Regions from separate parts of the Homo sapiens genome. Here region 1 is linked to region 2. The links are chromatin contacts, found by Hi-C or POLR2A ChIA-PET in ENCODE. All regions are on one chromosome and are shown on one strand. Each heading gives the region's core, a stretch centred on a gene start or an enhancer-like site at or near the end of the contact. The rest is flanking DNA. Distances are from core to core; before and after follow the strand shown. Region 1 overlaps PALS1 (protein associated with LIN7 1, MAGUK p55 family member). Region 2 holds the start of GARIN2 (golgi associated RAB2 interactor family member 2).

Region 1 (3,480 bases), core at 664-3,163, 80 kb before region 2:
AATATGTCCAAAATTAAACTCATATTTCCCTTTAATCTCCTATTCTCTTTAATCCTCTCCCTGTTTTCAATTCTAACTAATGTCACTACATCCATCCAGTTACCCAAGACAGCATGTTTAAGAGAAAAGCCTCCAGAATCAGACTGCCTAGGATCTGATCTTTGCCTACTCTTTTAAGTCTGAGCTCAAATACACTGTCCTCTGGAATCCTATAATCCCTGTCACATTCTTGATCAAGTTGGACTACTGCTATTTATATCTCTGCCTTTCTATCTCATCAGACTAGAAGCTCCTTGAAGTCAGGAACCAGGCTGACCCATCTCTGAATCCGTAACATTGCCCAGCAGAAGGCCAAACAACAGAAGGCTTCAGAATATGAACCTAGGCAGTATAACTCCAGAACCATCACTCTTAACCACTATCCCTGGCTTATTAGGTAGATGACAATGTCACTAATTATGATGGAGAATATAGGAGAATCAGATAGAAGTAAAGGGAAATATGGGTTTAGACACATTAATTTCAAGGTAACTGTAGATCACACAGGTAAATTATCTAATTGGCAGGGATCCGTCTTGTTGACCTCTATAGCCGTGATACCTGCTAAGTGTTTGCTTAATTAAGTATATGAGCAAACCACTCCTCTGTTCAGAACTTCTGATGGCTTTCACACTACCTGGAGAATAAACTTCAAACTCAAAAAATGAATCCAAGATTTCTAGCTATATCTTTTACTACGCACCTGCATGAGCCTTCTAATTTACCTTCCTCATTTGTGTCTATCCCATCTTTCTGCCCAAATGACTGATGAACTACTTTTCCATTGATTTCTACCTTCAAGACCTCCCTCAAGTCCCTAATTCTACAAGAAATCTTTCCAGACTATCCTGTTAAATAATTACTTCACCATTTAACACTCCAAAAACTCTATAATGCTCACAAGTTAATTTAATGAAGGCAATGAAAGATCCTAAAGTTCTTCCAGAATTAAAGAAACATTATACTGTATCCTATAGTTTTAGCATTAAGATTATAATTTTTAAGCAGGCACTCCACAAATACTCTAGCCCATACATGTAGTCTATATACATCATAAAAGTGAAAAAGTCCTCCCAGTCCAAAGCAATTGCACTCTCCCTCTCTTTAAAAAAAAAAAAAAAAGTCCTTTGACAATTCAGAAGCTGGTAAATGACTGAACTAGAGAATTACCTCATTGTGTGTAAATAACAGGCCATCTTATGAAGACAGCAGAGGCAGTTACTGGCCCTAATTCTTTTCTTCTCAACTTGCCAATTATAAGTTTAAAAAAAAAATAAGAAAGAAAGAAAGCTTCAAAGGACTACATTTCAAATCCTCATCAGAATCCCTGCTCCCATCCCTGCCAGAAAACGAACACAAATACAAAAATCTTTACATAGTCCACAAAGCAAGAAAAATTTTCAGGCTGGCATGCCGAAGCTGTTTCAATGCTAACCTCAAACTAGTAAGGGAGAAAGGGTTTTAGTTGCGGGAGAAGGGGGCAATGGGAAGCTAAATAAGCTTCACAACAAGTGCAAATGATTGAGACTGGAGGGACTGAAATAGCCTAAAGGGTACAGACCCACTGAAAAGGGTACCAACGAATAGAACCATTTGTTTAAGAGCTGAGAATCAAGACAGGTCAGCAGAAATCCAATTTCCTATATTACCAGTATCTTAATTTTTAGGCAGAGTAAAATAGAAGAGATATACTTCATACGCATAAACATGTTCAGTCTACACTAGTGTCCAGAACTCTAGAATTTTTTAAATTCATCCTTCCCCTCTTTCTCCAGCAAGTAATGCCCTTTGACCAGCAGCTGGGAAGTCTCATTTTAAGTGATCAGCATTCCTCTGACATTCTAAGAGGTTAAACTATTTGTTTCCATAGAAACAGCTTTGTCAGCTAAGGCAGAATTCAAGCCAAGAAAAGTGAAAAGAACTTACATTATGCAAACTGGAAAAGCCTTTTCTACTGTCCTTTTAGTTTCTCTTCTCCGGTTTTTCACAAAACTCAAGGCTTTCTTATTCTATAAAAAAGAAAAATGAGACAATTGATCAAATGTACATGTCTGCAGTGTTTTGGGGGGTAAAGGAGGAAGAGAAAGACTAATTCAATATGATAACCAATTCTGTCTGCAGATAGCTAGGATTTCTTAGTCAGAAATCATAAAAATGCACCATGACCCCTGTATCTAATGGACATCAATTTAAAAATTTATGTTGTTGTATATTAGTGCTGTTAGGAATGTCAAATGGAAACTTTCCAATAACACATTGGAAACAGTCTGGCAATTCCTCAAAAGGCTAAACATAGGGTTACCATATCAGCGATTCTACTCCTAGGTATAAATCAAGAGAAATAAAATCATACATCTACACACACACACACAAAAACTTGTACAAAAATATTCATAGCAGCAGTATTCGTAATAGCAAAAAAAGTAGAAAAAATCCAAATGTTCAACTGATGAATTTATTAAAAGTTGTATAATCCTATATGAAACATTATTGGAAAATAAAAATGAAGTAGTGATACATGCTACAACATAGATTAACCCTACAAACAGGATTTAAAGAAGCCAGCAGCAAAGGACCACGACCACATACTGTATGATTCTATTTATGAAATATCCAGAAGAGGCAAATATAGAGAGACAAAAAGTAGATCAGTGGTTGCCTAAAACTGGGGGTGAATGGGTGGGAGAATTATGGCCAAGGCATGCAGGTTTCTCTTGCGGAATGATGCAAATTAATTGTGGTGATGGTTGCACAACTCTAAATATACTAAAATCCACTGAATTTGCACACTTGAAAGGGATGTGTCAGAGGGGTTTGAACCAGAACAACTCCATCTTGAATAGGGGCTGGGTAAAATAAGGCTGAGACCTACTGGGCTGCATTCCCAGGAGGTTAGGCATTCTAAGTCACAGGATGAGATAGGAGGTCAGCACAAAGTCAGGTCACAAAGGCCCTGCTGACAAAACAGGTTGGGGTAAAGAAGCGAGGCAAATCCCGACCTCTGGTTGTGCTCACTGCTCACTATATGCTAATTATAATGCGTTAGCATGCTAAAAGACGCTCCTGCCAGTGCCGTGACAGTTTACAAATGCCATGGCAACGTTAGGAAGTCACCCTATATGGTCTAAAAAGGGGAGGAACCCTCAGTTCTGCGAATTGCCCATCCCTTTCCCCCGGAAAATTCATGAATCCACCCCTTGCTTAGAATATAATCAAGAAGTAACATGTCGGTGTTCTGCCTATGGAGTAGCCATTCTTTCATTCCTTTACTGTCATAAACTTGCTTTCATTTTACTCTATGGACTTGCCCCAAATTCTTTCTCATGCAAGATCCAAGAACCCTCTCTGGGATCTGGATCGGGACCCCCTTCGGGTAACAGATGAATTCGATCGTATGAGAGTTCTATCTCAACAATGCTGTTTAAAAAATACACAATGAAA
Region 2 (3,883 bases), core at 364-2,863:
CATGTTGGCCAGGCTGGTCTTGAACTCCTGACCTCAGGTGATCCACCTGCCTCAGCCTCCCAAAGTGCTGGGATTACAGGCATGAGCCACTGCACCTGGCTACATGATAGCTCTTAAATGACAGCATTTACCTGTCACTCATTAAAGCTGTTCTCTGTGCTCCTTGGAGCTTTGAGGTTAATTATTCCCAGCACTTTGAAGTGTGGCATTTACCTGGGTGATTTTTCCCAAGATTCTTACTATACTAATAAACATATTTTTAGGCTAGGTCCAGCACAATTCTAGGTTGCAGTTCTGGTTGCACCTTTGCAGGAGTCTAACTGTTGTGGCTTCTATCTCTTGAAAATGATATCCCCATGCCCAACCTTTCAGCTTTGAAGAGAAAGCCTTGTGTTCTGAATCTTTGAAATATTTGAGTAATTAAAAAGGGCTGTTTCCCCCAAAATTTACTCAATTCTCAGTCTTTGAGAATTTTTTCTTATGGAAGAAAAAATTGGGATAACAGTCTGAAAAATCAAAATTTCAAAACAGGCCGGGCACAACGGCTCACGCCTGTAATCCCAGAACTTTGGGAGGCCAAGGCAGGTGGATCTCTTGAGGTCAGGAGTTCGAGACCAGCCTGGCCAAATGGCGAAACCCTGTCTCTACTAATATTACAAAAATTAGCCAGGCATGGTGGTGTGTACCTGTAGTCCCAGCTACTTGGGAGGCTGAGGCACGAGAATGGCTTGAACCTGGGAGGTGGAGGTTGCAGTGGGTCGAGATCGTGCCACTGCACTCCAGCCTGGGCAACAGAGTGAAACTGTGTCTCAAAAAAAAAAAAAAGAAAAGAACAAAAGGCTGGGCACAGTGGCTCACGCCTGTAATCCCAGCATTTTGGGAGGCTGAGGCAGGTAGATCACCTGAGGTCAGGAGTTAAAGACCAGCCTGGCCAACATGTGAAACCCTGTCTCTACAAAAATACAAAAAAAAAAAAAAAAAAAATTAGCTGGGCATGATGGGCGATGCCTATAACCCTGTCTCTACTTAAAAAAAAAATACAAAATTAGCTGGGCGTGATGGCACACACTTGTAATCCCAGCTACTCGGGAGGCTGAGGCAGGAGAATCACTTGAACCCAGGAGGCAGAGGTTGTGGTGAGCCAAGATCGTGCCATTGCACTCCAGCCTGGGTGACAAAGCGAGACTCTGTCTCAAAAAAAAAAAAAAAAAAAAATTAAAAAAAATCCAGAAAACATGCTTTCATTTCAAACTCAAACTCTCAATGAAATTATTTCTAAGAAAAAGAAAAGCAGTCACCAGGTGTTAAGTCTCTCGGCTTTTCAGCTTGTTCTGGTTGAGGTAGAAGAAATGAAACTAGAAGGAGAAGAGGAAGATGGAAAAAAATAGACATTCTGCCCTCGAATTACCAGAATTAATTGAACTATTCATTTCCTTCTCCTTCAGTTTCAAACCCAAGTTGCAGTAATGAGACAGTCACTTACCAACAGGTGGGGCTGAAATAGATCTCTGGAGATCTCCTGGATGTCGACTAGGAAAATAACCTCCAAATAGCACGTTTCCACTCTTTTCACATTTCTTTAGCAGGTGTTTATGTCTACTCAGCAGGCAACTAACCACTTAGTAAAAGAAGCACAGGCCAGGCTGCTCTGGGCATTGTTCTGTTGCTGCTGCATCATAATCATAACGTGCTGACATAGTCTCTGCAGTAAGAGAAGAACGGCACTGGGGAGGAGCAGCCGTGCAGGTCTGCCCCTGAGAGGAAGTGTGGTCAGCATTCCCATGGAGCCCTGACCGGACCGCTCAGGAGTGGGCATTCAGGTGGTGGTGTGAAGTTTTCAGAGGATTTCTTGGAGAGAAAAGTCAATTTAGCAATAGTATAACCACGGGAAAAATATCAGACTTTACATCATTGATCATACAATTGATAATTTATTATTCACTTTCCCTATATCCCAAGTTTCAGAGACTTAAACATATTTAAGGCACTTTGAGCCTCTGTGAAGAAAAGCGTTAAAAGAATATAGCATTTTTAGAGGGAAACTGCTTAGAAACAGAGCTGAGGCCGGGCGCAGTGGCTCATGCCTGCAATCCCAGCACTTTGGAAGAGCAAGGCAGGAGGATTGTTTGAGCCCAAGAGTTTGAGACCAACCTGGGCAACACAGTGATACCCCATTTCTATTGAAAGAAAGAAAAAGAAAGAAAAAGAAAGAAAAGAAAGAAAGAAAGAAAAAGAAAAAGAAAGGAAGAAGGAAGGAAGGAAGGAAGGAAGGAAGGAAAAGAAACTGAGCCGAGGGCTGTATAGCATGAATATTTAATGATATTAGGCTCTGGTGGTGGTTCAATGCACTTGATTGGCTGAGTCTCTTTCTGCACTTGTCCGAGTGGTTCCCCTGTTATTGTCTCAGATGCTCTGTTTCGCCTATTCTATGTTGAGTGCCATCTTTTGGATGGACAAATTCTTCCTCTGGTCATACCTATAGTCCCACTGAGTAAGATTTCTTCATTGAGCATACTTATTGCATGATCACAACTTGCCATGTTCCTGTTCTTCCTGCCCAAGGGCCAGAAAATATTTTTGCATAGATCTGATCTCATCTCTTAACTGTTGATGATATCAATTTAATTCTGCGGTACCTTGATTAAACTTTGGTATTATCTCACGTCCATTTTTTGAGGCTACTGATACATTAAAAAGAGAAGAAATACCAAAAGAAGGAAATAAAAATAATGGTATATTTAAAATATTTACCTTCAAAAGCGTCTTTAAAATGCTTTTAAAGATGCACAAAATATAAAACTGTATGTATAACTTCATTTGGAGATTGTAAGTCTGAATTTGTGGCACTTTGTCAAAGTGAGGTCCGTGAGCAATTAGCCCTCTTTGTCCCTCATGAGATGGGCCTGCCTATTCACGCCTGCATGGGATCTTCTCAGCTGCATGTCCTAAGCTTGGGATATGAAGCTTTCCTGCCACATTCAGTCCCTGGTGAGTGCAATGCAAGGTACATTCTTTTGGTCAGCTCAGTAATGAGTACTTACTATTTCCTGGGCACCATGCCATGCTGGACCACAAAGGTGAACAGTCTCTGCACTCAAGAAGTTTACCATCAAGTGGAGAAGGGGTCATGTAAACAGATTATTTCAGTGTTATGTAGTGATAAGATAGAGGGGTGACAGGGGATTCTAGGAGCACAGATGAAGGGTACTTAGTCCAATTGGAGGATTTAGGGACGGTTTCATGGAGGAGCTAATATCCAAGCTAAATCCTGAAAGATTAGTCAGTCTGAGCAAAGGCACAGAGGCATAAAATGACAGGGTTTGAGGGGTAACTACAAATGGTCTGGTGTTACATAAAGTTGAAGGGTTGAAAGAAAATGAAGTTCACGGAAGAAGAGCCTAGATGATGGAGGGCTTTGAAAGCCATAACTAGGTGCTGGGACTTCATCTGCTCCAGTAGCTCTAATAAAGAGTGTTACATGGAGAGATTTATGTTCTGAATTGATCATTCTGAGAGCAGAGTGAAGGATAGATTTGGGAAGGGCAATTCTGGAGATGCAGAAGCCATGGTAGTGGCAGTGGCAGTGTCAATGGAAAGGAGGGAGTTAACTTGGGAACTATCAGTAGAGTCCACAAAATTTGGTGACTCACTGGGCTTAGGGAGGGAAAAGGTGACTCAGAGGTTTGGGAAGCTGGGTGAATGATGGTGCCATTAACTAGGAAATAAACTACAGGCAGAGGAACAAGTGTAGGAGGCAGAAAGAATGAGGTGCTTGTTTGCAGGAACCCTTGGTTAGCATGGTGCCTTGTATTCAACTGTTTAGTAAATGATTTTTTTATTTTTTAAATTTTCAGTACCTTCCTAATGCTTTTAGAATATGTGT

What was found. A loop is a pair of places that touch in the nucleus more often than their neighbours do. ChIA-PET counts read pairs that join two places held with the same protein, here RNA polymerase II (POLR2A). Pooled maps may share reads with other maps.
Region 1: a loop to region 2 is called in a map of GM23248, with 1.9 times the contacts of the local background. The contact joins the enhancer-like site here to the promoter of GARIN2 in region 2. A Hi-C loop is called at or near these places in 6 of 168 maps with a recorded cell type or tissue (GM23248, MCF 10A, astrocyte of the cerebellum and 3 more) and 5 of 50 pooled maps. POLR2A ChIA-PET finds 5 or more read pairs at or near these places in 7 of 52 experiments (CD8-positive, alpha-beta memory T cell, IMR-90, PC-9 and 3 more).

The regions. Positions count from the first base shown.
Region 1 is chr14:67,268,269-67,271,748 of GRCh38, reverse strand. PALS1 (protein associated with LIN7 1, MAGUK p55 family member) reads right to left here. Exons shown (of 15, transcript NM_022474.4): 2 at 1,966-2,048. It also overlaps a transcript of GPHN not described here. Among named protein-coding and RNA genes, the nearest start is that of PALS1, 29 kb to the right of the region's middle. Within about 2 kb of position 1,913, at least 2 of the 41 ENCODE cell types and tissues checked have a DNase peak (open chromatin) inside an H3K27ac peak, as active enhancers do.
Region 2 is chr14:67,187,170-67,191,052 of GRCh38, reverse strand. GARIN2 (golgi associated RAB2 interactor family member 2) reads right to left here and starts at 1,613. Exons shown (of 8, transcript NM_001395907.1): 1 at 1,484-1,613. It overlaps LOC105370538 (a long non-coding RNA gene), which reads left to right and starts at 1,689. Exons shown (of 5, transcript XR_007064215.1): 1 at 1,689-1,820. It also overlaps a transcript of GPHN not described here. RefSeq lists an enhancer at 3,527-3,821.